Linked DNA regions of Homo sapiens: all the other regions are linked to region 1. A link is a loop called in an ENCODE intact Hi-C map of the cell type or tissue named here. Cell type or tissue: heart left ventricle. All regions are shown on one strand. Links, peaks and the distances in the headings refer to the core of each region. The heading gives the core; the rest is flanking DNA. Region 1 overlaps VWC2 (von Willebrand factor C domain containing 2). Region 2 has its middle 77 kb from the start of CDC14C. Region 3 has its middle 290 kb from the start of VWC2. Region 4 overlaps VWC2 (von Willebrand factor C domain containing 2). Region 5 has its middle 140 kb from the start of VWC2. Region 6 has its middle 150 kb from the start of VWC2. Region 7 has its middle 180 kb from the start of CDC14C.

The links. Hi-C counts contacts between places; a loop is a spot of excess contacts. Peaks named below come from ENCODE experiments on the same cell type or tissue, not always from the same donor. Only the 100,000 strongest peaks of a DNase experiment are listed, where the experiment ranks them.
Region 2: a loop joins it to region 1, with 9 times the contacts of the local background. A loop is called at or near these places in 10 of 110 quality-filtered maps.
Region 3: a loop joins it to region 1, with 9 times the contacts of the local background. A loop is called at or near these places in 33 of 110 quality-filtered maps.
Region 4: it touches region 1 in a loop (2.7-fold over the local background); 4 of 110 quality-filtered maps call a loop at or near these places.
Region 5: it touches region 1 in a loop (3-fold over the local background); 6 of 110 quality-filtered maps call a loop at or near these places.
Region 6: it touches region 1 in a loop (5-fold over the local background); 6 of 110 quality-filtered maps call a loop at or near these places.
Region 7: a loop joins it to region 1, with 9 times the contacts of the local background. A loop is called at or near these places in 4 of 110 quality-filtered maps.

Annotation. Positions count from the first base shown.
Region 1 is chr7:49,788,941-49,793,574 of GRCh38, forward strand. All of the region lies in intron 2 of VWC2 (von Willebrand factor C domain containing 2), which reads left to right. Among named protein-coding and RNA genes, the nearest start is that of VWC2, 18 kb to the left of the region's middle. RefSeq lists an enhancer at 2,166-3,150. In heart left ventricle, for the core only: a CTCF peak has its summit at 2,347 (motif pointing left); no DNase peak of the experiment used is centred there; H3K27ac peaks cover 764 bases.
Region 2 is chr7:48,999,054-49,003,687 of GRCh38, forward strand. No RefSeq gene overlaps it. Among named protein-coding and RNA genes, the nearest start is that of CDC14C, 77 kb to the left of the region's middle. In heart left ventricle, for the core only: a CTCF peak has its summit at 2,649 (motif pointing right); no DNase peak of the experiment used is centred there.
Region 3 is chr7:49,485,495-49,490,128 of GRCh38, forward strand. No RefSeq gene overlaps it. Among named protein-coding and RNA genes, the nearest start is that of VWC2, 290 kb to the right of the region's middle. RefSeq lists an enhancer at 1,395-1,896. In heart left ventricle, for the core only: a CTCF peak has its summit at 1,892; no DNase peak of the experiment used is centred there.
Region 4 is chr7:49,850,035-49,854,668 of GRCh38, forward strand. All of the region lies in intron 3 of VWC2 (von Willebrand factor C domain containing 2), which reads left to right. It also overlaps a transcript of ZPBP not described here. Among named protein-coding and RNA genes, the nearest start is that of VWC2, 79 kb to the left of the region's middle. RefSeq lists a silencer at 899-1,193. In heart left ventricle, for the core only: CTCF peaks have their summits at 1,089 and 2,815 (motif pointing left); a DNase peak (open chromatin) is centred at 3,353.
Region 5 is chr7:49,630,039-49,634,672 of GRCh38, forward strand. No RefSeq gene overlaps it. Among named protein-coding and RNA genes, the nearest start is that of VWC2, 140 kb to the right of the region's middle. In heart left ventricle, for the core only: no CTCF peak of the experiment used is centred there; no DNase peak of the experiment used is centred there; H3K27ac peaks cover 1,708 bases.
Region 6 is chr7:49,625,025-49,629,658 of GRCh38, forward strand. No RefSeq gene overlaps it. Among named protein-coding and RNA genes, the nearest start is that of VWC2, 150 kb to the right of the region's middle. In heart left ventricle, for the core only: no CTCF peak of the experiment used is centred there; no DNase peak of the experiment used is centred there; H3K27ac peaks cover 2,033 bases.
Region 7 is chr7:49,097,524-49,102,157 of GRCh38, forward strand. No RefSeq gene overlaps it. Among named protein-coding and RNA genes, the nearest start is that of CDC14C, 180 kb to the left of the region's middle. RefSeq lists enhancers at 3,280-3,821, 3,822-4,362. In heart left ventricle, for the core only: a CTCF peak has its summit at 2,260; no DNase peak of the experiment used is centred there.

The DNA of each region.
Region 1 (4,634 bases), core at 468-4,467:
GAGTGTGGGTGCATGTGTGTGCATGAGTGTGTGTGAGCATGTGTGTGTGAGGTGTGGGTGCATGCTTGAAAGTGTGTCAGTGTGAGCGTGTGGGTGCATGTGTGAGTGTGGGTGTATGTGTGGGTGCGTGAGTGTGTGAGAGTGTAGGTTTGGGTGTGAGAGAGAGATTGAGAGAGTGTAGTGTGTGTGTGAATGGATGTATGAGAATGTGAGTGTGGCTGTATGTGTGTGTTAGCATGTGTGTGGGTGCATGTGTGAGTGTGGGTGTGTGTGTGTGAGTGTGGGAGAGTGTGTGAAAGAGTGTAGGTGTGGGAGTGGGTGTGTGTGAGCGGGTGTGTGTGAGAGTGTGAGTGTGAGCGGGTGTGTGAGTGTGGGTGTAGGTGTGTGTGGGTGCGTGTGAGTGTATATGTGGCTGTGTGTGTGTGTGAGTGTGAGTGTGTGTATGAAGTAGGCATAGTGGTTTCATTGCATTAACATTTCCCCCCATTGGCCACAGTCCCCACCACTCCTTATTACACACTTAGTTCATGGCCTCATTTTCTTACTTGACTGGTCCCTGAAGAAATTTGAATTTGTCATCCCTGAGAGAACTAATCCCCATGTCACACCTGTCTTTTAAAAGTCTATTCTTAGGAAGACATTATTTTAGTCATTTATATATGAAGTAAAAATTAAGCTCTCTTTTTTCTCCCAAGGATTACTTAGCTGTAATTCTTTAAAACAAAAGGGTTTTGATCTTCCAATGTTTTTAAAGAAGAGAATATCTTTCAAAATTTGTCAGGGAACCTTCTTCTCTCCCCAAACAGGTGGTCAGATGCAGTTGACATTACTTTCTTTCTCTTACGGGCTTAATTTAGGAATCTATAAATGAGCCAATTATCTACAAAATAATTCTACAAAGATTTCAGCGTCACCCATGCTTCCCAGGTGGGAAGTGAGAAGCCGCTCCCTGCACTGGCCCTGGTGCTCCGGGGGGCCCTACGGCCCCTTGGCTCCTTGCAGAGGCGGGGGTGCAGGCCGCCAGCACGTTTGGCTGCATCCTTTCTGACTGTGTATCTGTTAGGCAAGCTGGCAGATTCCAGACTGCCCATCAGGTCTGAACCATCAGCAAAGAAGGAGGTCTTCCTCATTCTCCTCCTAGCTGTTCTGCTGTTTGCAACCAAGTAAATATGAAGTGTAAACCCTGCCACTAGTTTTTCCCCCGCATAATTGACCTAGCAAGTTCCTGTTGATCTGTATTAATGTGAGGGAATTATTCAGGAGAGGATTTAAAAGATGTTAGTAGACAAGGGTCTTGCCTGAAGCTAAAGCCATAAAGAAGGAAAAGTTGTCTGTGGTGCCCGAGAAGAAAGCTGTATTGCCTCAGATTGTCAGGCTGCAGTATTCTTAATCTATTGTGTTGTATGTGGAGTTGTCTTCTTACTGAGACTCAGAAACTGACAGCCTCTGGGGACAGTTCTTAATTAAATCCCTTTGTGTGCAAATCTGTTCTCTGACAGACAGTGGAAAGACAGAACAGAAAAAAAAATTCTTTTCTGAATGGCACAGGCAGCAGCGTCTCTCTGTCCTTAGTTTCTGTTGCTATAATCCTTGTGGTGGAGGCTGGAAGGTAGCTTGTGGATCAACTTCACTTCACATTAGAATTAGCTCTCTTTTTGAGGGAGAAAGTAGAGAGGGGCAGGGAGCTAGGTGGGGAGCCTTTCTGTGCCTTCCTGGATTGATGAAGGGACATCACATGGCAGGGCACCTCCCAGCCCTCAGGGGGTCGGGGACTCAGGCTGCAGGGCCAGAGTCCCCAGGTGGCAAGGGCCCTTCTGCTTGTCAAGTTTGGAGGGAGAATTTGGCCATGTCCTGTGCTAGTTTGATAAGACAGTTTCAGGGAAGAAACCTGAACAAGGACGGGGGAGAGGTTTAGTTCCAGGTGACTGCTGAAAGGAAGACATCATTTTCCAGGTTTCTTATAGGTGGTGAGGAGGGCTGACAGGTGCAGGCAGAGCCATTTGCGCTCCAGGATGCCTGTGGATTCTGAGTACTTATTAATGAACATTTTCTATCACTGGCCCTGTGGTATGACCAGACTTCAGTTCAGGCAGAGACCTGCCTCAAGAAGTCACCAGACCTGTGGGTGTGTTTTCACTCCATAAAAAGCAGAGTTGAAAGGAATCACTTCAGCATTTTCCTCCAGCTCTGAAATCACACAGTTACAGGTTATCAGAAGCTAGTAAGACTACACTGTATAAATGGAAGGGACTTCGTGACTTGCCTCTACGTGCACCCTAAGGGTGTGAGCTGGAAACAGGTTTTCATAAATTGGGCAGCTAGAAAAGGCACTTTCGCCATCTGGTGACAGAACTGTGACAATGATTTGGGGAGGCTGCTTGTCCTGGGCTACGCGGAGAGACTGCTTTGTCATTCATGCCTTTCACTAACTTCTTAATCTGAGGTCATCCAAATAATCATGTAACAGGGTCAAAATGAATACAACAAAAGTGGTATGTGCAGACAGGGAGGTCCTCTTAGTTTAGAACATTGCTTTTCCTTCCATGGCTCCCAATATTTGCTGATGGCTGAAAACAGTTGTTCTTGTTAAAGTTTCTGTCTCTGTTGGGATATCCCAGCCTTTTGGGCAGTCAGGAATCTGATCACTTCTGGGAAGTGACTCAGCTTTTCAGGAGTTATCTCCCAAACCTACGGCCATTTTTCTGAGTGCCCCCTCCACCAGCTCCAGGCTGACTCAAGCCAGGGTGGTGGCATCTGACCCCTTGGCTTTGCCCTCATTCCATCCTCCTCCCTCGGGTCCTTCTTTCCAGACAAGAAGATGCTTCGCCTTCCTTTGTTATACATTCTTTAATTCTTCCCACTCTATGATTGAACCTCCAGACTTTGGCTCTCAGTCTGTAAAAATCAAGCTCAAGAAGTACTGATAATGGCCACTGTCTTCCTGGAAAGCCTGGCCCTCATGATTCTTAAAAGCACAGCAATTATGTAGTTACTTGTTCTACTTACTTGTGTCTGCTCTCTAGAAAACCAAGGCTTAGCCTCTTTGTGTAGGTGCAGTGGTGGAAGGGCCAAAGGGAAACACTGGTGAGAAAGAAATATACAGGCGTTACTTCAAAATACTGTCCTTCTCTCTGCCATGACTACTAGCACATTTGGCCCTCCACATCCACAGATGCCACATATGCAGGGCCACCTGGAAGGGACCTGAGCATCCTTGAATTTTAGTATCCGAGTTGTTTCCCGGAATCAGTCCCCCATGGATACCAGCGGACGACTGTAATTCATCCTTGTGGAGTGTCCATCATGAGCCACTCACCGCTGTAAGCACTTTGCCAACAGCAATTTAACCATCCTCATTTTACAGATAAAAAGACTGAGGCACAAGTTTCAGATAACTTGCTCAGGGTCCCACAGTTAATCAGGGGCAGAATTGGGCTTGATTATCCTCTCCCGCTGTGTGCATTTACGCTGCACTAGACACCTTTGATTCTGCACTCCTGTGACCAGGCAGTGACTGCGAGGATTGGTACCCCAGTGGGTTCAACAGGTAACTTCCTCCTTCCCCTTTTTAACATGAGGACATGGAAGCTCAGGAAGGAAAAAGGACTGGCTGGGGATGGCGCAGTCCAGTTCTAGAGCTGCTTCTCTTCCTGAGAATTGCTGTACTGTTGCCACATACACTGTCTTTCCTCCTGTTTCCTTGGCCACCCTTCCTACCCTTGCTCTGGAAGCCTCCTGTCCTGGCGGCCAGAGGTCTCCCCATCTGCGCTGTGTCCAGCTTTGCATTTTCCCTCGGGCTTGGCTGGAGGAGGCCAGATGTTGGAGTCACTGCACAGCCTCCTCCCTGGGGAAGCCTCATGGGGTTTCAGTGGGAGAAGGGAACGTGGGATTCCTCCTGTGCATCTCATCTTGGTACTGTGATGTCGGGCAGTCAGGGGCTTGCCTGAGGCTACAGGGCACGCTGAGGTATGAGGTCCAGGACCAAGTTTCCCACGTCTCATGGCCTACCTGGGTCTCTAGATCTGGGACAACGCTCGTGCTTATTCCTTTACAGTTAAGATGCCTGGCAGCTGCTCCCAGAGGCCCTGACAGAACTTTAAATTGGCTAATTATCCCACTCTCTGTCTTTGCTTTCTTATGGAAGAGCTGCAGCCCAGTAAAGCATCACTAAAATCCTCCATCAGATGGCTACTGGTTGGAGGTGATCAGTGGGATTTGGAATATTTCCTGGCATTTTTCAGGTACTTCATAAATGACCTTTGATATGGAACAAATTCATATGTGAGATTTTTTAAAATGTGTGTTTAAAATGTATCAAATATGCCTAAATAATATTCAGACTCTGTCCAGGCATCACTGGATGCCACTTTTTTGTCACATTTGTTTCTAACCCTCTTTTTTTTTTTAATGAAATTGAAGTGTACAGATAGAAACAAACCTGCCCTCTCATTCATCCCATCCTGTCCCCTTTCCTTTCTGTTCAGAAGTAGCTGGTGCAGTGAAGTTGCTACATATATTCCTGCACTGATTTTCTTATTTTATTCATGAGCCTGTATCTGTAAGCAACACCTGTGTGTACATGTGTTTTCAAAGACTGACATTGATAGAAGCAACATAATACCATATATATTCTT
Region 2 (4,634 bases), core at 219-4,218, 790 kb before region 1:
TTATTGCCCTCTTGTGGGTGGGGAGAAATCCCTACACATTTGTTCAGAGAACTCTTCTACATAGATGCTTATTATTGTTGTGGTGTGAGAGCAAAGAAAAAAAAGAGTTTGAGCTGTTTTTCCATTCTCAGACATATATATTAGAGGATGGTATAAAGATTTCTATGACCCTAAGTAGATATTCTGAACCATTGTTTTGATCTCTGACCCCTGTTAATGAAGATGTGTTTGGTACAACATATTTTTGATGTTAATCAATCTATTTATGCACACTTTCATTTGTTAGGTTTATATAATCTTGCCTTTTCCAAACTGCATTCACTTGTCTCATTTTCAGTTGTAATGCAATATTTCTGTGGCAATACTATGAAGCTTCCAATGAAGAGTTACGTTGTCCTCCTCCCCGGTCAAACCCTCCTGGGACCCACTTACTGTGTTAGAATCTACTATCAATTTTCCAATCAACAATGATCAGGAAAACACATAAACTAGAGGACATCTTGTTCTACTCAACAATGCTGGAGAGCTAGATATAAACCACGAAAGAGTTCTGAAACAAGGTACGTGGTAGAAGATGGACGTTTGTTCATTTGTTGCCTCTCAAAGAGTGTTGAATAGGGAGCAGCAGACTTAGAGGGTGTGTCTTTATCTAGCTTCCAATCCCCACTCCTGAAGAGTGAATATAAGAAACATTTCTGGAATTATGGTACAGATTCTTGAATCTCCTCTGCAGGTGAGAAGCTTGAAATGTCATCTGAAGAGCAGGCACCAAGGCATTGCCCAGCAGCTGTGCCTGGAAGCTGCTGCCCACTTGTCCCCTACACCTGCAAGGTGGGGGGCACAACATGATCTGAAGCCACACTCAGACATCAGTGGTCACGATATCAGACTGACTCAAATGATGGCCAGGGAACCTCTCTAGTCCCTCATTTGTTTGTAGCTGTCACTGCAGCCTGGTCATCTAGTAAAGACCACAGCAGCCAAATATGCAACTTGTGCTGCTGCTCTGAGTCTCATTTTGTGACAGCCACTTTATTCCCCAAAAAACTCAGAAGCCCCATAATATGAAAGCATCTCTAAAAGAGGTAAAAGAGGAAACCCTTGAGAAGGGGGAAGAAATCCGTGAGAAGCAGGTTTTGAATTGGACAGTGATTGAGATAATGATATTTGAATTTGAGTTAAGAATTACAGAACAAGACAAAGTGTACCAGATTAGACTAAATTAAGTTTTCCACTATTAGTAAAATTGGTGCTCTGGAGCTAGAATAATCTTGCTTTTATAATTTTTTAAAAGTTCCTGGATTTGTGGAATGCAGCACTAGTGAAACTTCATATTCTTTAGATATATGAATATTCACACAAACTTGATGAAGTGGACAGATAAATTATCATTATTATCATTTAGAAATGAATAATTTGAGCTTCAAAGGAACTGGGTTTGCCTTGAAAACCACAGTCTACTCATTTCAAAACCAGCGTTTGTCCTATTCCTCTGATAGACCTTCCAAATATTCACCAAGTACACTATGCTTAATCATGGCAGAGAATACATGTGTCACACTTCTTTAGGATTGGGAAAAGTTTTCATAACAATTACTATTTAATTGCATTTATAATAAACTTTGCAAATCAAATTTTCATTATATAATATCCCAGCCAGAGGCCTTACCCTCAAAAAGAATATAGGTTGATAAGGTAAAGGAGATGTGAGTGTCTTAAGTAACTAAAAGATTTGAAGAAAATTCGGAGTGGTAATAAATTTATAAGGATTTTCTCAGAGGGCACTAAACCCTTTTCAATACAACAGAACACAGAGGTACCACACCAACTCACCCAGCCCCACCCTTTCTCTCAGGAGGAAGCAGGAGGGCGTGAGTGACTGCCAAGAGCAAGACCCCGGACCAGAGCTGCAGGACTGAGGCAGGGGCAAGGTGTCCTGGGCAAAGCAGGACACTGTTATGGAAAAATACAAACCCGACTAAGGTTTTACCTCTAGTGAAATGTTTAACGCAGCTTCTAATGACTTTATGTAGACTATCACGTTGACAATACCCCTTTATTTTTTGGTTCATGATAATTTTGAAAAATAGTAAGAGTAACAGAATTTTTTTTAAGTTTTTGCCTAAAATTGATGAGATTGAAACATTAAAAAATAAATCTTCCAAAACACATTCACGTGAAAAATCACATTTGCTTTAGTATATAATTTCCTCTGTTTATATGGTAAGAAAAAAGGCACTGGAAACTCTAAAAAGTGTGTATAGCATTAGCTTATTATACCTCACAGTTACGAACATTTAGTGAATTCTCACTGTGTACAATTCATGTGGTTAGAAGTCTGCATATTTGCAAAAAATTAAGATAACACGTGTTTTGTTCTCAAAGGATTTGTAAAACAGTGGAGGTGATAGATAATTCAGCAAGGATATCAAACTAAACACAGAGGTAGAAGAAAGATAAAGTGTTTAACACTGAATATGATAATGTAGGCCTGCTTTATTGAAGCAGTATCATTTAGGTCATTTTGGTATGTGTGTCAGTTATCCATGTTTTGCCTTTCAGCTCTAAATCCTTTGCCCTGCTTTGGGACACTTGGAGCTGGACCCTGTGAACAATTCTCCTTTAACAGCTGGCACAATGCTAAACATTGTCAGTAGAGGGTGCTGGAGAGACACTGTCCCAGGAAGATGCTATCTTCCGGGTTTTGGTGTGCTTCCCCCATCCTGCTCCTGTGGTGCCTGACTGACAGCTCCTTGCATTGCACCCAGTGGCAACTGTCCTCACCCAGGTAGAGGCTTCACAGCAAGTTTCACTTTTCAGTGCAAAACAGTAGATGGCTTCCCAGAGTCTTGCTGGTCACTGAATGACTGGTTTTCTGCTTGCCATTTTGGCCTGGGCCACTTCTGTGAAACCCTCTACCATCCAGCTGGTCATAGCCACACTCTCTTCAACCTGACCTGCATGACACCCTGAGAGGGTGGGAACTCTTATCCAGGTTTGTTCCTTCTTTGGGGTTCACTCCAAATTCCTGCCAACTCATTTCTATTTGTGTGAGGAATTCTGATTTATGTCTATTTGCAGCCATCATTACTTTTCTGATATCTATCCTATTCATTTTATTCTGAAAATCCCAAACAATCCCAGGATGTTTTATAGCTAAGAAGCAACCAGCTCAACATCGCTGTTGAGACAGAGGGGTGCCAATTCAAGCCATCCCTCCCAGGATCAGATGGCTTGTCCTAATGACCCATTGACACTATTGGGGTGTTGACTACACATTTTCTCCTGTGTATATCTATTTATTTCTAACTGCACTATTGTATGTAGTACTATAAACTGTGCAAAGATGATGTTTTCAGGGAAACAGGAACACGGAAGAGGATGCAGCAGGAACATTGGAGCCAGTTAACCTGCATTTGAACCCTGGGCCTGAGCTTTGCTGATTATGTTTTTGATCAACTTAATTTTTCTGAAGATTAGTTTTATGAAATATGTAACCACACTCCCTTACTTGCCTTATCTCTGTCTTTCCAAGCTCCTCTAAATGACATAATTTTGTCTCTCCTTTAAAACTATAGTTTGGTATTGCCATTTTTGCCATTACTTTCAACAGCAAAAACTGTAAATACTTTTGTACCAACCTAACAATTATAATCAAATCCCTAAGCTAATTTTGATCAGGCAGAAATGGATGAGTCAATTCTACCTATTGATGATTTGCATCATTCTTTACATAGGTTTCATTGTGTACTTAGGAGAATTCTAAGTACCCATTTACCCTGCTTTAACACTCAGGAGTATTTTAAAAGAATATTTATTTATTATAAACATTAAACCCATATAAAATTAGAGACAAGGGTATAATTGAAGCTCTGTTGACTCACAACCTGCAACTTATAGTTGTTAAAATTTTAGTATATTTCTTTTATCCTTTTGGATTTATTTATTGTTATTGCTACAAATTTTTAAGGTAGATTATATGTATTATAATGTTTCGCTCTTAAATAATTCAACATTCATCTACAAAAAATGAGGACATTTTCTAACACAACCATAATGCCATTATCACAACTGACAAAACTGCAATTAATCTTTACTAATGTCTAATATCCAACCAGTTTTCACATTTTGCGTCAAAATAAATATCTTTATTAGAAATAAGAAGGTATATAGGCCCACCCCAGTGAATTTTTCTGTTAAATTTTTTTTAAACAGGAATATATTCTTTCTGTGCTTTTATATGTACTTTCTCATGATGTAAACTTGAAGAAGGCAGTTTTAGTCAATTTTTCTCATGGGGGCATTTATCATGTTCCTCTATCCTTTTAATTTTAGATACAGTATAAATGAGCTCTAAATGCTTTTTAGGATAAATTTGATTTTTTTTTGCAAGAATATAGTATAGAGAGTGTTGGGAATGTTAGTTAGCCATGAACTTTTTATTACACCAAACATCAGTTAATTTCTTGAAGATTGGCTTTTGAAGGAAGTTCAAGGAAACAGTATATGATGACTTCTAAATTAAAATAAAAATAAAAGTCAGTTATCTCAATCATACTCTTTTTATTACACTTTAAGTTTTAGGGTACATGTGCACAATGTGCAGGTTTGTTACATATGTATACATGTGCCAT
Region 3 (4,634 bases), core at 205-4,204, 300 kb before region 1:
TCCCAGCAGCTGTGTGTCTTTGGGAAACTTCTTTAACTACACTATGCTTTTGTTTGCCATTTGTTACATGGGAAGAAGAATAATATCTACCCCTATAGGACTGTTGTGAGGCTTTATGTTCATAAATATCTGGACAATCTTAACCTGCTTCCTGGCACATAGTGTTTATTGTGCATTGTCTGTTATAATAACTTTGCAAATATCTTTGCCAAAACAGTCTTTCTTCTGATAAGACAATTTTTAGAAGGTGAATATTTCTGAGTTTGCTCCCAAATTCTGAGAGGGAGAAATATCTTCTTTTGGATTAACAGTCTCTTACATATGCTGATGTGTGATTTTACTATCCCTGAAAATTATTTTGTACAGAGAAGTGTAATTAGAGCTTTATTTTTGTTTTATACAATTAGTATTCCAGTTGCTAAAGGCACAAAAGGCTAGATATTTATTAATATGTAACATTCAATTTATAAAATATTCTATTTATAAATCTTGCACATTTTAGTAATCACTTCAAATGAGCATTTCAATATTTGATTCCATTTACAAAATTTGTTAGTCACCTTTAAAATCTTTTTATACTTAATTTCATGTTTAGTTTCTAGCTTATGTATTTGAATTTTGTAGCCAAAAATATTCTTCTCAAGAGCTTAAATGTTTTAAATTTAATAAATTTAACTTATAGTTTTTATTTTATATGGTTTATACTTTATGTTTACTTAAATGTATCTTATACTCAAAGTTTAATTATATAACTCAGTACTATACATTAATAATTAGCTTACAACTCACAGATCTAAACTGATTATTCAATACATATTTTAAAATTGTATTTGATAGGGTTTCTAAATTCTTTTAAACATCACGATTTTATAAAATGCTAACTAACATCCAGTTCTTTCTGATCTGAAGAGATCTTAACTGATTTTGATTCTTTTAAATTCATCTATTCTTAATTGTATATGTTTTCATTTTTAAAAGAGAAGGATCCAGTTACAAAAGTAACAACAATCTAGTTAATTGCATTTAATTAAAAGTAAAAAATTGTGACTAGACCATTTTATGTAACTCTGATGGGACATGCTGACTTCTATTTATATTTCTATTCCAGTGACTAAGGAGGTGGAACATAGCCCCAGATTTCAGTCACCTACCCACAGCAGGGCGCACCTGCCACTCATGTTATGATTGGTTGAATTTTACATTTCTTTAGCTCTTACGAAGTAGAAATGTTTTTCATCCTGAGTCTAAAGATTTTTGAACACAGTGAAACCTATCATTCTTCTATATTCTCAGGGCTACATGATATCTGATTGAATTTTGGATAGCCCATGACTGTCCTCTCACAGTCACTATATATAAGTTTATTCTATTGACAACATCTTAACAGTGATGACATAAGGGAGAGGACACATTAGTGACACTGAGGACTAATTTTCTTAAAAGTCAGTAAAGATTCTAGTGTATACTATCTTTACAATGGCTCAAGCTTTAATGTTACACAAATGGTTAATTTTTTTTTTCCAAGAGGTAAAACAGCATCCCTCCCAGGATATATTAAAGTAGGGAACAGTGAACAGACGTAATCCTTCCTTTAAGGAGAGCTTTGCTACAGAAACAAGGCAAAGGATATCAGCACTTAAAAGCAGGAAACAGGAAAGTCTCTCTTCCCTGCCCACTGATTTGCATTTCAACATCTGCCCCTCAGGTGGACAGCTGAGGGAAGTAAAACAACGTATTCCCAGGGATAAAAAGCATTTGAATAGGAAATGGATTCCAGCTCCTGGCATTGAAATCAATTTCTCCTTTGTTCTAATTTCTCCATCTAGGATAAGCATGATTTTATGATTTTAGTGGAGAAAAACAAACTGTGAAATATTTTAAAGAGGTTTATTGTGAGCCAATAGGAGTCACTGTGGCCCAGGGATACACAGCCTCAAGAGGTCCTAAAAAGATGTGCCCAATGCAGTCAGGTTACAGTTTGGATTTATACATTTCAGGCAGACAAACTTGCAGGTAAAATCATAAATCAATACATGGAAGGCATACATTTGTTCAGCCCAAGAAGGTGGAACATGTTCAAGTGAGAGCTTGCAAGTCATAGGTAGGCTTTAGGGATTCTTTACTTGACAATTGCTTGAAAGAGTTAGGCTTTGTCTAAAACACGTGAAGTCAGTGGAAACGAATGCTTGAGTTAAGATAAGGGTGTCTGCTACCTGTCATGCAATGCCATACCTGAGTCAGGGTGGAAAGTAAGCCACATTATACTGGGTTATAAAAAACAAAACAAAACAAAAACGAACAGGATTTTATGGTTTGGAGGGCATGACTTAACCCTTGCCTTGCATGATCTTAGGTCTTGTTTATAATTTGGTATCTTATTGCCAGAAAGAGTCTGTTTTGTCAGCCTTATCATCTCTATGTTAACACTAATGCTGCTCGATTGAGCCTAAACTCCAGAGAGAGGGAGTTTAATGAGGCGCATTCAACCTCCCTTCTTGTCACGGCCAAAAAGTCAGATTTTCAGGTTTCTCTAGGGTCCCCTTGACCAAGAGGGGGGTCTGTTCTGTCTGTTGAGGGGTTTAGGAATTTATTTTTAGTTTACAATGTGGTTTGTTTCTAAGAACTCTTTCATTTTTATTTGCTTATGACAATAAAGTTACGGTTCAATAAAATCTAATCTAATTTTATTGTTTGAAGAGAAAATGACTGTGGTACATGTTTGTGTTTCAAAATGAATATCTATAAATTCTACAGTATAACTACAGTGAACAGGCTGTTATAGAAACTGACTAATCATGAGATTTTTAATTTAAAAAAAACCTGTTGCTTTGATTGACTGTTTAGGTCAGTTCTCCAGCACTAGACCTCCTATGCTCATTAAGGGAACTATTAATACATACAATTTTCACTCTCTCACTTATAATTTATCTCCCTGAGAATTTCTTTAATGAGCTTTGTTGTACATTTGGGAGTCTGTTTTTGTTTTTTTGTTTGTTTATTTGTTTTTTCCAATTGCCTAGACGATTCTGCTGTACACATAGTTTAGGGCACAATTAGCACCAACGATACCATTGACAAGCAGATATGGTGAATATAAGAAATGAAGAAAATATTGAGAGTGAAGGGGCCCAGAATATGCCACAGTGGCATAAAGATTATGTTAAGCTGACGATATTTGAGAATCAACAGCTGTAGGAAGAGGCTTTTTCTGAAGTCCCCTTATCTCCCTAAAAGCAAAGCCTCCACAAATAATTCAACTGTCACAAATCCCCTCCCTGGGGATTTCACAGCCAGGAAAGACTCAGTACCCTTTTATCAACAAAGAGAAGTCCACACCTAAGTCAGCATTCAGATAAGAAATCACCTAAACTGACATTGTCATAAAATTATCATATTTCTAATCTAATCTTCTAAGGGCCCATTTATTTTTCCCAAAAGCCATTTTTTTTTCTCCCAGAAGTGCCACTCTGCCCCTCCACAATCCTTACTTAAATGGTGTATGCCCCATATTCTAACCACCTCCTCAGAATCACATTTCTTTGTGAACTCCCATGCACACATATGTAATTAAATATCTTTTTTTGTTCTCTTGTTAATCAGTCTTCTGAAAGTTTAATTTGCAAGCCCCCAAACTGAAATAAGAAGGTAGACGAAAAGTTTCTCCTCCTAGAAAAAGTGTCAAACGTGACCAAGTATAACAGGCTATAGAAGAGACCTAAGGCTAGGAGAGCTACTCTAACTTGTCAAAAGTCATTTAGACTTACGGTCTATAAATTTTCCTCTCTATATCATAAAATAACATTGAAAAAATGACATACTCATTATATATTTTTTAGAAATTTAATTTTTTTAAAAAATTAAATCTTCATGCCTTTAAAAACTTGCAAAAATGCAATGACTGGCATATTAGAATTGCCAATATTGAAAATAAAATAATCACATATATCATTTAAATATAACAAATGGAACTTAAATTCCATAGTATATGACTACCCACACATCACCCGTCTAAAATTTATTTGAAAAAGTTATTTTTCTATGCAATGAATTTAAATCTTTTGTTTTTGTTTTTATTCTACACAACTTTTTTATTCTACATCTACCACATTTCAATGTAATATATTTTGGTCCTGAAAGTTTATTTTATGTTATCATCCTTTTATCTGAAAAATTACATATATAAATAGAAATTTCAATTTTTAAAGACCTTGAGGCACTAAATAATAAGCAAATCTTCTGGATTGATATATATTTTCAATTATTACAGGCTCACAATTGTTGAAACAATGTAAATATATTCAAAATAGGTTTTAAAAGTAAAATTACTTTGTAAATATATTCCTCAGTGAGATGTATAAAGATATTTTCAACTCAATCAGTTCAGATTAATTAAAAATTTTTTACATATATAAACAAATGGGAATAGAAGGGGATTTTTTGTAGCAATAATATTTAATTATTTGAACTCATTCTTAAAATGTTACATTGTTAAATATTATCAAAACTTTCAGCTGTCAATTTAATAAGGTCTCACTTAGTTTTGTTGAAAATAAAAAATGGAGACAAATTACATTCTATCGTAAAAGGATCAGCGGCCCACAATTAGTGTCTTCCAATTTCTCAATTTCTGGGCA
Region 4 (4,634 bases), core at 328-4,327, 61 kb after region 1:
CAGTATCCTAGCACAGGTGCAGGAAGACTAAGCACAGTACCACAACATGTTGCTGTAGAAAAACCAAGCCTAGCACATAGCATGGTGCTGCAGGAAAACAGAGCACAGTGCTGTAACGCAGTATTCAGGAAGACTGAGCATAGTACCACAACACAGTGGTCAGATAGGGTCTGTCATCAATGAAGGTTTGACTGTAGTAACCTGTCCACTTCATGCCACACACCAGGGACCTAGAATTACATCATCACCTAGGAATTTGCCCTTTATTTTAAGTCACATTGTTTAACACACCTGCCATCTGCCAGTTCCATTGGTGAGTCCAAGATGAACAAAACTGGCCAGTGCCATGACATAGCTTCACATCCAGTGTAAGAGGCCTCCTGTCTTCCTGTGGCATCCTTATAAGCCAAGTATTCCTGGAACTATGGAAGGAGTGGTAGCTTAGGCACAAGGAGATGGACAGGGGCTCTGCAGGAGGTCCTGAAAGAGGAGAGGAGCATTAGCTCACAGGTGCATGCATGAACTCACAAGATGTCCACACACAGCAGCCTCATCAGTTTTTAGTAGGCCAGACCATGTCTAATTTCATATTACCTAAAGGATCAACTGTTTGTGATTAGGAGATGTAATGCCATCTTCTGGAAAAAAGCCAGTGTCAGACAACTTGTGTTCATGTATTGGTCTCCAATATCTCACCTGTGTGACTTTCCCCAAATTACTTCACCCTGCATAACTCTCAGTTACATCATGGGTACAGTGAGCTCCGTGTATTTACTCAGCAAGCATGTACTGCCATTACATTTGGTCAGGCACTGTGCTGGCCATAGTGGACACCGCACCTCAGGATGACTCCCTGTGGAGAAGGCTGTGTGAAGTGATTGTGGCACCAGGCTCCATTAGCTCCCTGGGGCTGCCACAGCAAATCCCACAACCTGAGAACCTGAGTGGCTTTAAGGAATGTCAGTTTACTCGTCCGCAATTCTGCAGGCCAGAAGTCTAAAGTAGATCAAGGTCCCACAGAGTCAGTTTCTTCTGGAGGTTCCGACGGCTGCTCCCTTACATGCCTCTCTCCTGGCTCCTAGTGGCTGCCCGCCACCCTGGGCTTCCTGGGTTTTAGAGGCTTCACTGCAGGCTCTGCCTCCGTCTTGATGTGGTCTTCTTCTCTGTGCCCGTGTCTTCTCCTTTTCTTATAATGACACTTGTCATTGGATTTAGGGCCACTTGGGTAATCCAGGATGATCTCATCTCCAGACCCTTCTTAATTACATTTGCAAAAACCCTTTTCCAAATAAGGCCTCATTCATGGGTTCTCAGTGGACAGACATTCTGGGAGCCACCATTCAACTCACTCTGGTGCTAAACACCAGAGCCTGGCTCATAGCAGACGGGCACTTAAGGATGTCTGCCCACAGGAAAGGGGACACTTGCTTAGCGCAATGTTATATTGAAAGTGCTCCAGCAGATCTGACAGTGCCACATCACAGTGTGTGAGTGAACAGAGTCCAGGCTCTGGGACCAACTCTGAAATAAAAAGTCTGCTACAGGCCAGGCGTGGTGGCTCATGCCTATAATCCCAGCACTTCGGGAGGCCGAGGCGGGTGGATCATGAGGTCAGGAGATCGAGACCACCCTGGCCAACATGGTGAAACCCTGTCTCTACTAAAAATACAAAACTTAGCTGGGCGTGCTGGCACACGCCTATAATCCCAGCTACTTGGGAGGCTGAGTAAGGAGAATCGCTTGAACCCAGGAGGCAGAGTTTGCAGAGCCGAGCTTGCGCCATTGCACTCCAGCCTGGGAGACAGAGCAAGACTCTGTCTAAAAAAAAAAAAAAGTCCACTACAAAATGGCCAGACCCCACAGAGCATTCACACCCACAACACTGGATCTCTAAAGTTCAGTGGGCTCTTTCCCACTCCCGTTCTAAGGACTGCTAGGCAGTGAAGATGGCATCCTCATCCCCTGTAGATCACTGCTGTCAGCCTAGGGTCCGGATTTAATCCGGATTAAACCAATAACTGTATTGAGCAGTCAGGATGCTGGGAGCCCGACAGAGGCCAGCAGGCACCAGTACCACCTGTGTCTGCTTTCTGGAGAGTCGGTCATCAGGCCAGAGCTGGTCTCTCTGCCCTGTGGCCACTGCCTTATCTCAGACCCTTACTAACATGGCCTGCATCAAAAGTCCAGCCTCAAAAGCTCTTCCTTTTCCAGGTGAGTGACCCTGGAGCATCAGGGGGTCATGGTGGCTCTGTGGCTGTGCTCTTCAAGGACCAAGGACATGCATGCAGATGACATTGCAGGCTCTGGTTCAAAGAAGAGGCCTGGCAGGCATGAGCTGGTGGTTGTCCTGGCCTGTTCACTCATCTCCTTAACAAGGTGACCGGTGCTGTTTTGCACTTGCTAGAAATCTGATTTGTGCATGGCCTAGCCCTTTAGGGAGATAATTTCTTTCCATCTTTAAACTAACCTTTATACTTCTTAAAATTGGGGGGGCAGAAGGGCCGAAGATCATACCTGGGGATAATGCTATTTAGTGGTTTTTCCTGTTTCTGTGGCTTTTTGAGAAGTGATGTTTGTGAGGAGTGAGGGGTGGGTGCAAGGTGATGTCTCACCTCCCCTCTTCAGAAAGAGCCCTACCACCTTGGTGTGACGGATGGGGGACGGGCCTTGCTCCTACAGATCAAAATCTGCGGGATTTAAGTGATCGTCTTAATCAACTTCTTCCAAACCCTGGTTCCTCCCTCTGCTCTCAAACTCCCAGATGTGAGGAACATTTGGCCATGACTTGGACTCCGTCTCCATCTAGTGACTGGCTCCTTGAACTACAGTTGCAGATGGAAACTGGCTTCTGTAAAGCCAGGGCACTCTGTGGACTTGGGTAACTACAAGAATGAGTGTGGAGAAGTTAGGCCTCCAAACAAATCCAGTCCTTTATCACCACAGTTCTACTCCAGTCCAGAGCCCTTTCCTCTTCCTCACCCCACACATTAAAAACAACAGCTGCACCAAGGACAGAAGCGGAGGCCACAGGAAGGCAGCATGCCCAGCTCTTGCTGCAGGCTGAAGGCAGGCTCCCAGGCTATGGGGCAGGGCTGCGGGCTCTGAACAGGAGCAGTCACTGGGGTGGACTTGGTTTTGTTCTGGATCCCAGTTTGAAGGTGAGGCCTCTCGTGGTCAGGCTCTTGCTGCCGTGTGGAGTGGGCATGTTCTGCATGGCAGACCCTATCAGGTATGACTGTAGTCTCCCTTAGGAACCTGTGGCCGGCCCCCAGCACTTGCCCATGGGGGCACACCCCTGTCCCTCCCCAGGCCCAGGAAGTCATGCCTGAAGTCTGGACTGGTCTTTGGCCTCAGGAGATGCTGGCAGCCAGCCTATCTGTTCTGTGCCAGGAGCTCTGCTGGGCATCGGGGCATATTAGGGACCCAAACCCCATCTCTGCCCTCCAGTGTCTTACAGTTCAAAAGACAGAGTGGAATAAGATAGGTCCTAAGTTTTTGGTTTTTTTTTTCTTTATCACGGTAGACTATAAACCCTATAATGAGATTAAATGAAAGAATTTACATAAAGTATGTTTACGAACATACTTTACGTAACATAAAGTATGTTTATGAACGTTTGTTTTTCTTCTTGTCATTTATTATTGCATCCTTTTTCTTTAGGAGCATTAAAAACATTTAATTTTTTATTTTTTTATTATACTTTAAGTTCTAGGGTACATGTGCACAACGTGCAGGTTTGTTACATATGTATACGTGTGCCATGTTGGTGTGCTGCACCCATTAACTGGTCATTTACATTAGGTATATCTCCTAATGCTATCCCTCCCCCCTCCCCCCACCCCACAACAGGCCCCGGTGTGTGATGTTCCCCTTCCTGTGTCCAAATGTTTTCATTGTTCAATTCCCACCTATGAGTGAGAACATGCGGTGTTTGGTTTTCTGTCCCTGCGATAGTTTGCTGAGAATGATGGTTTCCAGCTTCATCCATGTCCCTGCAAAGGACATGAACTCATCCTTTTTTATGGCTGCATAGTATTCCATGGTGTATATGTGCCACATTTTCTTAATCCAGTCTATCATTGATGGACATTTGGGTTGGTTCCAAGTCTTTGCTATTGTGAATAGTGCCGCAATAAGCATACATGTGCACGTGTCTTTATAGCAGCATGATTTATAATCCTTTGGATATATACCCAGTAATGGGATGGCTGGGTCAAATGGTATTTCTAGTTTGAGATCCTTGAGGAATTGCCACACTCTTCCACAATGGTTGAACTAGTTTACAGTCCCACCAACAATGTAAACGTGTTCCTATTTCCCCACATCCTCTCCAGCACCTGTTGTTTCCTGACTTTTTAATGATCGCTATTCTAACTGGTGTGAGATGGTATCTCATTGTGGTTTTGATTTGCATTTCTCTGATGGCCAGTGATGATGAGCATTTTTTCATGTGTCTGTTGGCTGCATAAATGTCTTCTTTTGAGAAGTGTCTGTTCATATCCTTTGCCCACTTTTTGATGGGGTTGTTAGTTTTTGTCTTGTAAATTTGTTTGAGTTCTTTGCAGATTCTGGATATTAGCCCTTTGTCAGATAAGTAGATTGCAAAATTTTTCTCCCATTCTGTAGGTTGCCTG
Region 5 (4,634 bases), core at 441-4,440, 160 kb before region 1:
TCTTTCAGTTGAAGAGTTTTCTTTGAAAAACCATCCTGAAGAAAACCCACGGGGAATGGTCAAGTGACTCAGACTTGTTTAATTTTATTTTGGTAAGCCAGAGCCAGTGCTGGTCTTTGAAAATTACAAAAACACATACATACATCCAAGGATGAAAAAAGATTCAGTTCAGATTAAGCCCAACTTTATCGATTCTCATTAATGGGTCAGGTACTGTGCTAATTAGAAATGTGCCACACACTTTTATTTGGGAGAGTGCCTTGCATGATCCTTGGAGATATTCCTCTTCTTGTTAGGACAATCAATGTCCAAGTAATTCATTCCTCCATCCAAATGCCCATCCTCCCATCTATCCCTCAAATACTTAGGGTCTACCATGTGTCAGAAAACATCTCTTAGTAACCCCTAATGTTAAGTTGTTTCCCTGGCCTACTCAGGGTCCATATCCTTCCCAAAAATCCTTCTAGAAGTTGATTTCTGTATTAGTTTTCACAGACTGCCTTTAGAAAATACCACAGACTGGGTGTTTTAAACAGCGGAAATTTATTTCTGACAGTTCTAGACACTGGAGATCCAAGACCCGGGGGTGGGCAGTGTTGGCTTCTCCTGACACCTCTCTCCTCAGCTTGCAGATGCCGTCCACTCTCTGTGTCCTCACACGGCTTTTCCTCCATGCATGCACACCCGTGATGGCTCTTTCTCTCGGAACGACAACAGTCCTATTAGATTAAGGCCCCACCTTATGACCTCATGTAACCTAAATTACCACTCTAAAGGCCTTATCTCCACACACTGTCACTTTGGAGTTCAGACTTCAGCACATGAATTTTTGGAGGAAGATAATTGAGTTCCTAAAAATAAGATTTCTATTTTTGTTTTGTCCCCTACCACAAACTGATTAGGATTCATTTTTTTAAATGTTATAGAGCTCCTTGACGTCTATGTGCCTCACTGCTTTTCATATTGGAGAGTAACTTTACACCCTAGCACTTTTACTGTGAATTCAATAAGATTTCAGTTACGATAAGAGCTTGCAGCTTCCTTGAACAGGAGAGAAGGAAAGAAATTAGTTTTAGAGGAAAAAAGAGTGTAGTTGGTCCTGAGTGTAGGCTGGCAATGGGGGTGGGGGGGTTAATAGACCATACCACACAGCACAGACAGCACAGCTCTAGAAGACATGTGCAAGGGAAGAAAACTTGTCAAAAACAGCTAAGACAGAAACAGGGAAGCCAGGACTAGCTGCCCTAGGTGTGCAGCCTCACTTGGCAGGCTGGGCTGCTGTGGAGTCAGGGAAAGACAGCATGTGAAAGGGGGCTCCTGCAGCCTCTGCTTCTGGATCATGAGTCAGCAGCATGGACTCATAATCCAAACCCAATTACAGCAAACCCCCTGTGCTTTCTGCTTGATAATTTGTTAAAAGGCTATAGATTGAGCTCTCAGCCTTGTTAACTGACCAGGTAAAAAACTGTGGCCTGCAAATATGTCTTCATCACATGCTAACTTTGGACAGAATCCATTTGAAAGTCATGGTAGTTCAGGAAAGAAAAGACTCAAGTGTACTTGGGCAGCACCTCCAAAAAAGGGAACTGGGCATCTTGTTCTGACAATCTCTTTGGCAGTGACCCAAGGACAGTGTTCAGAGGGTTTGGGAAGAGCAAGACACCAGAAAAGATAACTAAAAGAAATACAACTCTCAAAAAAAGAAAAGAGTGAGATTGTACTTGAGCTCCCAGGACTGCTGGGGATAAACCCACAGGCTCACCTGGCTCTGAAGAAAAGCAGCCAAGGCAGAGAGCGGGTGAGTGCTCTCAGAGTCCCCAAGGCCGTAGGACGGGACCATAATGATCACTTGGCTTTGGACACCCAGTCAGGCACCCTGCACATATTAAGATGACCTCTCTACTCCAACAAATGCATATGATTATTCCTAATCCCGGAATCATCCTTGCAGCTGTTTTCTAATTCCGTAAGTTTGTAAAAAATAATTCGTTTGTGCATACGCGTGTTCTTGTTCCCACAGAAGAACCAAAAAAAGAAAGAAAAAACCCTCAAACTCTTTACCACACTGAATTGCAGGCCTGCCTGAGGTCACTGAGACAATAGAAATGGGAATTAATCCAGCAGCAGAGAAAGTTGCTGGCAGCAGGCGGGATGCAGATGGAAGAGATCAGACAAGCACTGGAACCCAGAGTCAGAAGAAAGGCTCAGATAGAGAGCACAGAAGTGAGGAAGACAACCAAGGAGGAGCGGGCCTGATGAAGTGCCTGGGCAGGAGACACTCCAGCAGAACTTAAGCCCCGCCCAGAGGGTGGAAAAAGGGATGCCACGAACAAGGTGCACTCATCTCTTCCAGGTTTCCCAACAGCAAGCATTCCTCTGAGCTTAATGAATCTTTTTTAAACTTACTAAGTGTATTGAGTGTCCACTCCAGCAATCTGAGGCCATCTCAGTGGGAGTTGTAATGCCCCCACTACTTGCAGGTCTGCCCTACCAGGGGCCTGAGCTGCAAATGGGCTCCACACCAGCCTTGCTTCCAATGACAATATGCTAAGGACACCTGCAGAGAGGCCAAGTCTCCTGTCTGTCCAGCAAGAGGAAGCGCTCAGCTTCCAGAGGGTTGAATCTTTTCATCTTTTCTTTGCACCCAGCGCCTTATCTTTGCATCAACAGCAGTTAGTATTTAACACTTTGGAAAACTATAGTGCATCCCCATCCATAAGACCGTCTATGATGCGGACAACTCCCACCCACCTCCCTCACCCACCTGCTCCCTGTATGCAGAAGTTACTTAATGCATGTCAGCCAACATGACGTGCACAATTGCTGTAGGAGTCTGTTGGTGGGGCAGGGCCGCTGCTTCTGTCTAAGTAAACTTCAACTGTCTTCCAGGATTTGGATGGGTACCCCAAGGACAAAGTGCTTGACTCAGCAGGGCAGAAGGAAAGAGCATAAGTTTCAAGTTAAACATTCTTGAGTTTGAATGCCAGCAAGTTAAATATGCTCTTACCCTAAATCCATTGCGGAGGAAATTAATAATAAGGGATGTAGGGATCTGCCTCCTGGTATGTAATAAAAAGTTGCAATTGTTAACGTTTACTGCTAGCCAGTTTTCCCAAAGCTTGTATTTTGATCCTCTCAGGCAAGACACACATTGAGGTAGATGATGCTTTACTTTTGAAAATCTCTGATCCTCTCACCACCAGAGTGGGCTGCCTATGACATAAAAAACCATATAGAAAGAGCTACATAAACACATATACACAGATCTCCTCACACTCCGATCTATATACACAGACTTCATACACACATCCATGTACACAGACCTCCTCACACTCACATCCATGTACACCTCCTCACACACACATCAATATACACAGACCTCCTTACACTCAGATCCATATACACAGACCTCCTCACACACACATCAATATACACAGACCTCCTTACACTCAGATCCATATACACAGACCTCCTCACACACACATCAATATACACAGACCTCCTTACACTCAGATCCATATACACAGACCTCCTCACACACACATCAACATACACAGACCTCCTTACACTCAGATCCATATACACAGACCTCCTCACACTCACATCCATATACACAGACCTCCTCACACTCACATCCATGTACACAGACCTCCTCACACAAGATTCATATACACAGACCTCCTCACACTCACATCCATATACACAGACCTCCTCACACACACATCAATATACACAGACCTCCTCACTCAGATCCATATACACAGACCTCCTCACACACACATCCATATACACAGACCTCCTCACACTCACATCCATGTACACAGACCTCCTCACACAAGATTCATATACACAGACCTCCTCACACTCACATCCATATACACAGACCTCCTCACACACACATCAATATACACAGACCTCCTTACACTCAGATCCATATACACAGACCTCTTCACACTCAGATCCCTATACACAGACCTCCTTACACACTTATCCATATGCAGCAACCTGCTCCCACGCAGGCAGAATGGGTCACACCTTTTCACACCTCCATTGGAGATGGCCCATAGCCCTTATCCCACCTAAGGCTAACATCAGGATCCAAGTTCCTGAAGTTGCAGCACCTCATTCTCTAAAGTGATTATGGAGTTCCATAAAACCTATTGTTGAGCTTAGTATTCTCCTTAAAATGTGTAATGAACATTATCAATTAAAAATATTATCTGGATGGCAGAGGTTACACTGTTCATTTTTTGCCAACCCCACAGAGCCCTACAGTTATCCTATCATTCATAAACATGTGTTATTTGTCATAAAATTTTCATAACATCACAGGCTTTTGTATTCATATTATTTTTGACAATCGTAAATAGAAATGAACATCTTTTAAAATCAAAGAGATATACCTTCAAATCTTGCTTTCTCCACTTTCTAATTATTTGACTTTTGTGATCCTGTTTCCTCATCTAGAAAATGGAAATGATAACAACTGCTTCAGCTTCACAAAAGGCTGTGACCAAAAATTGAGATCATGTGTGTGAAATTCCCTACACAGTTCTTGTTACAGAGTAGGCAACTATCAAACCAAAGTTCTTTTGAGACACAGAGGAATGAGAACATTAACGTTTACTCTCTCT
Region 6 (4,634 bases), core at 343-4,342, 160 kb before region 1:
GCATTTTAACCTAATAATCCCATTAATGTTAATGGGAACTGCCAAGTTAAAACCCATGGAAGCAAATTAATATGCCCTGCAGTCCTTGGACATGACTTTGATACATTTTATATTATTAGTCTCATTCACAGAAGGATTTTATGTTGTTATAAATAGACATAATGAGACTGGATGCCTTCAGCAAAAGGGGAATGAGAAAGCTAGCTTGTTGGTTGTTAATTTAGGAACTGTAGAGAGCCAATCCAGAAAATTCAAAAAGAAAGTTCACAGAACATTATGGAGTGACTCAGTGCATTTGTAAAATGTCAGGCTTTCTGCCTATGATTTGGGCTGGAACTCCCACACCTCCAGAGAGTGTGACCCTCCTCTGGGTACTTTCAAAGAATGCTTGCAGCCCCACTCTGTACTAAGGTCACCATGTACTTTTCCGTTTCTCCAAATAGGATGAGAACCATTCAAAGGTCTTCATGTGATTTAATTGCTTTTATACATTATTGGATCTAGGGCTTAGCTAAGATATAGTAGGCTCCTCATGCAGGCTAAGAAGAATCTGACCTTCAGAGTGATATTTTTGAGTCTTTGATTAACAGGAATTCAGAGAACAGACTTGGGGGCTGTGGAAGCAGAGCTCGTGGTGTCCACCTCTCATCTGGTAGACCCCACACAATGCAAGCAAAATACAAGCCAGAAAGTAACTGCTTTCTCCTAAGGAGGCGCTTTAGCAACATGTGAATGTTGTCACTGGACCATGTTCTGAGCCAACTGCCTACTAATACTGCTCAAACCCACCAGCACACCTCTGGCCTTGCAGCCCATTCTGGAAAACATCACTGAGTCGTGTCTCTTCTTCTCTTTTCCTTTTTTGTTTTCATCTCTTTTCTTGTCTTCTCATGTTATTTCCCTTCATTTCCTTTTTTTTTTTATTTATTATTATACTTTAAGTTTTAGGGTACATGTGCACATTGTGCAGGTTAGTTACATACGTATACATGTGCCATGCTGGTGTGCTGCACCCACTAACTCGTCATCTAGCATTAGGTATATCTCCCAATGCTATCCCTCCCCCATCCCCCCACCCCACTACAGTCCCCATAGGTGGGAAATGAACAATGAGATCACATGGACACAGGAAGGGGAACATCACACCCTTCATTTCCTTTATTGGAAAGATGAGATAAAAAGCAGGCAAGGAAAATAAAAGGACAAGGTCTCCAGACAAAGAGGTGGTGATTCAAACACCAGACCCCGCCATGTGTGTACCACTCTGCAATGTGCTGACTGCTTCACTACTTGGTCTTATTTAACCTCCAGGAAGGAATGATTTCCCTATTTTTAACAACAAAGAGAGTAGGTATTGCTATTCGTTTCCACCTTAACCTGACACGATGAGCTGACACAGATGGTAAATTGCACCATGGCAGTAGGTTGGCAGCTCAGCAGACCCGGCTCCCAGCGGAAAACGTGAGAATTCAGGAGGAGCAAGGCTGGAAGAAGCATTGGAGCTGTTTGTGGGAGTGCTTCTCTTGTGATTTCAGAGACCAAAATAAATGCCCCTTTATCAACTAAGAGGGACTGCAAGGTTAAAGAAGCAACATTACCTATACCAATAGGTTGAGGGTTCAGGAATTGACTGACATGACAACTCCCTAAATTCCTATGGCTACAAGAAAAACCACATGCTTGCTAAACTGCCTAACAATAGGAGCTATCAGATGAATGATCAAACCTGTCTTAACGCTGAATTACAGTCCAGACCACAACAACTGCGAATGGACAGAGGACCAGCCTGACAAACACCCTTTCCTGACAGGCAGCTGCAGACTTAAGCCAGTTTCAGCCTGATTATAGAGATGGTGCACAAACTGTCTTTGTGTCCTATGGTCCATCTTTTGATGCAAACAGCCAAATTCCACTTTACTTTAAAGCTAAAACCCCATCAGAAATTGAACCTGAGATGTATATTACATACAAGTTTACTCATTGCATATGTGCTCAGCTCCCCTCATAAATTAGGCTTTTCCCTAAAGACCATGGAATATCTAAGACTCTATTGCGTGATATGGGCCCTGTGAGGCATAAAAGCCAACTGCCCTTTCCCTCCTTGAAGAGAGCAACTTTGGCATGTGTGGGAAACTATCTCTTCCTCGTTTACAAACAGTTATCACCAGGAAAACTTTCCTTTCTACTCTTTAGCCATTCTGGTATTCTTTTGGACAACACTCTTTTTTTTTTTTTTTTTTTTTGAGACGGAGTCTCGCTCTGTCGCCCGGGCTGGAATGCAGTGGCGCGATCTCAGCTTACTGCAAACTCCACCTCCCAGGTTCACGCCATTCTCCTGCCTCAGCCTCCCGAGTAGCTCCGAGTAGCTGGGACTACAGGCGCCCGCCACCACGCCCGGCTAATTTTTTTTTTTTTTTTTTTTTTGTATTTTTAGTAAAGACAGGGTTTCACCGTGTTAGCCAGGATGGTCTCGATCTCTTGACCTCATGATCCACCCGCCTCGGCCTCCCAAAGTGCTGGAGGACAACACTCTTTATCCATTAAATACTATCTAATGCATCAGTAGCCACTGACTGTCCAACACAAGTAATATGTGAATATCTCTCTAAATTTGTGAAAATAAATTCACTTTGTGGATTTTTTTTTAATTATTATTTTAAAATTACCAGCACCTGTAATCCTAGCACTTTGAGAGGCTGAGGTGGGAGGATCACTTGGGCCTAGGAGTTTGAGACCAACCTGGGCCACATGGCAAAACCCCATCTCTACAAAAAATACAAAAATTAGCCCACTTTAATGGAACATACCTGTGGTCCCAGCTACTTGGGAGGTTGAGATGGGAGGAACACTTGAGCCTGGGAGGACTTGGCTGCAGTGAGCTGTGATTGCACCATTCTACTCCAGCCTGGGCAACAGAGCAAGACCCTGCCTCAAATAAAAATAATGATAATAATGATAATAAATAAAATTAAAATTACCAATAATATATAGATAGTATTTACTATGTGCCAGGCCATATTCCAAGTTTAATATATTAATTTAATCTTTATAACAATCTTTGAGGTAAATACCATCACACAGCTATTTTACACATGCAAAACTAAAGTGTGGGGAGGTGAAGGGACTTGCCAGAAGCCATACAGCTAACAGGCAGTGGAGCTGGGTTTCAGGCCCAGGCATCCAGCCCAGAGCTGCTATTTTTTGGTGACCAGTGTGGTCCTGCCCCACACTGGAGGACTTTCCAAAGCTTGCAAACCCTGTCTAGTTTATTTCTGGTGTCTTTTTAAGAACTTACAAAAGTTGCAGTAGTTTGAATCCTTGAAAGAAAGAGATAAATTTGGGTAAAAATCATTAACCTTTATGGAAATAAATATAGGATCAAAAAACTGCACTTTTTATATACTGATATACTTGGTGTAAATGATATATATCTTCTAAGTATATATGTAATATTAATATCCACTGTGATATACATATATCTCATTACATGATGTATATTACATATAAAACACATAATCACAATCATTACAAAAATAGGTATTTTCAAAAAATAGGTAGTTTCATCTTTTTGTCTTTTAATATAAGATATTTTTACTTATAGAAAAAACATTAAAAATAATTTTTAAAAATTCTTGCTCATACAACCTAGATTTTTAAAATATTAGCATTTTACTGTATTTACTTTAGATCATTCCTTTTCTTCCTGTCTTTCTCCTTTCATCCATTTCTTCTTTCTTTACTTCCTTTTTTTTCCTTTGAAAAAATAAAATGTTGCATACACAGATGAGTTTCATCACCCAACTTATTCACCCTTTCTAGAGTTACCTGAAGGGGTGTATTTACTTTTTGGATATTTTGTTCCTTTACTGCATGTTTGTATAAGTTTAATAATATAGAATACTGTTTTGTTGTGACTTTTTGATTTTCCAAGATTGGTGTATGTGTGTTTGTCTGTATCTAAAATTCCTATTTTCCTACTTTAATTTTAATCCCCACCAGGTACACTTGGGGTCATTGTAGACATATGTCCCTACTGCAGCCATGGGTGGGCACCCAGTTTTTTAATGCATCTCACTTTCCTGCTACAAGGCTGGAAGGTCAAGCCCCTATTCCTATATAACCCACATTCTCTTCCTACTCCTGGCCCCTCATAATTCAGTAGCACTAGGTCTTCAACTCTCAAGTCTGGTTTTAAAGGACTTTATTTCTGGCACCTCAACTTCTCTTTCTTTCTCTTGAACCCAGCCATGGATTTTAGTTTTGGTTTTGTCATTAGATTTTATCCAGCATATTTATGTATTGTGAACAGGAGATATTTTGTAGTAGCTCATTTTACTATGTTACTGGAAACAAGGTCATGTTTCCATTTTTGCAGATGTAAAAATTGAGGCTTGGGGTGATTTGGCAACTTCCCTGAAGGTGTTGGAACAAGCCACACTGGCCTTTAGCACTGGAGCACAGCTCTGCCTCCAAAGTCCATGTTCTTTCCTCCCTCCCTGCACCTGTTACAAATTGCCTCATTTTAAAGGTTAAATGGTGGTAGTTTATTTCAATTCTGTCACTCTTCCCAAAGCAATACAAGTGGGAATATGTCATTTCAGCTTTCCTAACACCAATGCAGAAAACATAAATGG
Region 7 (4,634 bases), core at 409-4,408, 690 kb before region 1:
GAACTACCCAAGACTGGGTAATTTATAAAGGAACAAGCACAGGCAACCAAAGCAAATATGGACAAATCATGTTAAGTCTTAAGCAGAGCATAAAGGTTTGGTTGGAACATTTGCCCCCAAACAATGTAGTAGAACATAAAAAAGCATTTTCTGGGAAGAAATTCAAGCCGGCTGCATCAGTAACAAGGAGCCGAATGTTAATAGCTAAAGAAATGGGGAAAATGTCTCCAAGGCATTTCAGAGATCTTCAGGGCAGCTTCTCCCATTACAGCCTGGAGGCCTAGGAAGGTAAAATGGTTCTGTGGGCAGGGCCCAAGCCCTGCTGCTCTGTGCAGCCTCGAGATATGGTGCCCTGCATTCCAGTTGCTCTAGCTTCAGCTATGGCTAAAAGGGGCCAACATAGAGCTCAGGCTTAAAAAGTTAAGTTAAAAAGCTTGGGCACAGCAGCCGGGTGCAGTGGCTCACGCCTGTAATCCCAGCACTTCGGGAGGCTGAGGCGGGTGGATCACGAGGTCAGGAGATCGAGACCACCCTGGCTAACATGGTGAAACCCCGTCTCTACTAAAAATACAAAAAATTAGCCGGGCATGGCAGCGGGCATGGTGCCTGTAGTCCCAGCTACTCGGGAGGCTGAAGCAGAGAATGGCGTGAACCCAGGAGGCAGGGTTTGCAGTGAGCAGAGATCTCGCCACTGCATTCCAGCCTGGGCAACAGAGTGAGACTTTGTCTCAAAAAAAAAAAAAAAAAAAAAAAAAGACTTGGGCACAGGAAAGAAAACAATCAACAGAGTGAAGAGACAACCCACAGAATGGGAGAAAATATTTTTAAACTACCCATCAGACAAATGATTAATAACCAGAATATGTAAGAAGTTCAAACAACCATAGGAAAAAAAAACTAATAATCTGATCAAAAATGGGCAAAAGATTTGAATAGAGATTTCTCAACAGAAAACATACAAATGGCAAACAGGCATATGAAAGGGTGATCCACATCATTTACCATCAGAGAAATGCAAATCAAAACTATAGTGACATATCTCACCCAAATTAAAATAGCTTATATCCAAATGATAAATGCTGGCAAAGATGTGCAGAAATGGTAACCCTCCTACACCATTCAGGGAAATGTAAATTTGTACAACCACTATGAAGAACAGTTGGGAACTTCTTCTGAAAACTAAAAGCTACCATATCATTCAGCAATCCCACTGCTGGGTACACACCCAAAGGAAAGGAAATCAGTATACTGAAGAGATAGTTGCATAGCCCAACAGGTGACTATAATCAATAATAATTTAATTGCACATTTTTAGATAACTAAGAGTATAATTGGATTGTTTATAACACAAAAAAAATAAGTGCTTAAGGGAATGGATACCCCGTTTTCCACGATGTGATAATTATGCACTTCATGCCTATATCAAAACATCTCAAGTACTCCATAAATATATACAACTACAATGTAAGAAAAGTTAAAAATAAACAAGAATGTATTATCATAGTTACAAAAGAGATTCTTATGGTGCACAAGGGAAGAGATTAAACATAGCCTGAGAGGTAAACTGAACTTGTAAACAAAAGTTATTGAAAACACAATGGCCACAATGGCCAGTTGTCCATTTGCCATTTCTGATTGTTTTTGAAAGCATGCCAATTTCACAATCTTTTCTTGTACTTTAAGGCTCAGTCAGTGACAGGCAGAAGATGTTAACATGGATCGAGACTTGAAATGTCTCAGACCCAAATCCAAACTTCTGGGGAGACATACTTGTTGAGAATTGTGGATCTCTTCATTATGACCACCGTGCTCATGGATGCATTGCAAAAGCCATGGAGTAGCTGAGCAGAGAGGCTAGAAAACATCCACAAGACTGGCCGTTCTGTACTTTGGGTCACCGCATGACTTATCTGCTAGGTATTCCCTGTGGTGGACATTGTCAAGGGACACTCAGAGCCACACCTTTTCCACCATATGGCCATCCATGCTTCTTCTATAGATCTCTTGCCACCAATCTTCTGATCTTGCCCTTTCTATACCCCTGGCCAACCAGCCAAACAATTCACTGCTGTACCAATGTGTTTGCATGCTGCAGGTCACCTAACATTCCAGACAGAGTAGACACCAAGTGTATTGTCCCCTAGATCTCCCTTTTGAGAAAATTTTATTTTACCACTTCATTTAGGGCCATCCCTTAGTCTCTATCAGTTAACTATAAAGCCACTAAAGTGGGTGAACAAGAGGCAGTGACTCCAGTTCTCTCTAGGTGGCGTAGGAGTCTGGTATACCTATTTATTTAATTTACTTATGTCTTTTGAACCAGCTCAAGCCTAGAGCCTGACACTGTATTTCATTATACAGCAGATTGCTATTGAACCTGTCTAAAGTATGATTCAGAAGTTTCAAAAACACACAGCTCATGATGGACAAGACAGTTCAGGGAAAAGTAACTTTTTTTTTCCATCAGAAGCCTAATTTCTACTAGGTGTCAGTGACACACAAGGAGCTGATTTTCAAGCAGAGCATAACCTTGCACCAGAACTCGAGAAGTATGTGCCGGTCTCACTGGGGCTTGTCAGAGACTCACTTAACATCATTTCCTACAACATCGTTAGCATTTTCCGATCTTCTGGCCATTAGGCTCAAGTGGCAGAGCAACTTGCTCTATAGCCTAGGTATGCTGCAGAGCATTCTCTTGCACTGGACCCACTTGAGGCTGAAAGCATCTCTCAGTGAATAGGTTGCCTCAATATTTCCAAATGTTATGCTGCTTCCATAACTTTTTGAAGCCTGATAAACACCACTATCTTTCTTACTGCAAGCTGCAACAACCTGTTCTTTACCTGAACAGGGGTTACACTGGCAATGCAGGAGAGGACTAGATTCCAAACACCTGACTGATTCTCAGGTGTATCAATCTTTGAGTCATGTAGAGTACATATCTGCTACTCCTAGTTCACCAATTAGCTGGACTTTATTATAATATGGACTTATGTGATACTTTTTCAAAGAAAAAATACACAAAGTCTCTGTAGCTTCTACAATAACAGGAGATCAGGAGTTAACACTGCTCTATAGCAAGATGGTGAAGGTGAATTACTCTCCTTGCCATTCAAGGATGAACTACTGTTTATTTCCTCTGATTGGTATCAAGCAGAAAGTAGGTATATGTACAACAAAATTAAAAAAAAAAACTCTAACATACAGCCATGTAGTTTTGTGAATCAGTAGTTAAATCCTGTTAGACTTATTATTTGTGTTCTATTGTAGGACTTTGCTCCAATGCTTTTATCCTTTCAGTTGTCAGACATTTGAGTTCTTTCTAGTTTGAGGGTATTAAGAATAAAGCCACTGTGAAGTTTCATGTACAATTATTTTTGTGAACATATGTTTTCCCTTTTTTGGGGTAGGGGTGGAATTGCTTATTCTTATGTAAAGATATGTTTAACTTTGTAAGAAATTTCTAAATTGTTCTTTTAAGTGGATGTATCATTTTATATATTCACCAGTAATATATGAGTTCTATTTGCTCCACATCCTCATCAAAATTGTTATTGTCAGTGTCAGGCCTCTGAGCCCAAGCTAAGCCATCATATACCCTGTGACATGCACTTACACATCCAGATGGCCGGTTCCTGCCTTAACTGATGACATTCCACCACAAAAGAAGTGAAAATGGCCTGTTCCTGCCTTAACTGATGACATTGTCTTGTGAAATTCCTTCTTCTGGCTCATCCTGGCTCAAAAGCTCCCCTACTGAGCACCTTGTGACCCCCACTCTGCCCGCCAGAGAACAACCCCCCTTTGACTGTAATTTTCCTTTACCTACCCAAATCTTATAAAACGGCTCCACCCCTATCTCCCTTCGCTGACTCTCTTTTCGGACTCAGCCAGCCTGCACCCAGGTGATTAAAAGCTTTATTGCTCACACAAAGCCTGTTTGGTGGTCTCTTCACACGGACGCACATGAAAGTCAGCCTTTTAAAATTTTACCACATCTCATGAATATGCACAGGCAGAACATTGTGAGTTAATTCAATCTGACGACCAATGACAGTGAGCATTTTTCTATGTGTTTATTGGCCATTTATATATCTTCCTTTCTAAAGTGTCCCTGTAAATTTTTGCCCCTCTATTTGTGAGTACATTATTTGTCTTATTATTATTTAATTATAACTTTATTTATTCTGGATGCAAGTTCTTTGTCAGATGCTATGTGTTACAAGTATTTTTTTCCAATCTGTACTTGTACTTCATATTTTCTTTTGTTTTTTAGAAAGCAGATTTTTTTTTTATTTTAGTGAAGTCCAATTTACCAATTTTCCTTTAGAGTCAATATATTTTGTCTTTTCTAAAAAAAAATCTTTGCCAATCCCAAGCTTTTAATTGGTTTTTAATCTCATATCATGATCAAAAGAAGAGATCTGGAGATCGAAGAACTATTTTTTGAGAGATTTTTAGGAAGTTATTCAAAGTCGTATAATAAGATTCTTTAAAACAAATTCTTTTCACCTGATGCTTTCACTAGTAATGGTGAACAAAACAGGGCTTTTCTTTATTTCCTATATAGGCTTTTATACTACAATATCTACATACCTAAGAACCTGCAAATAGTCAAAAGTCAACATATCAAA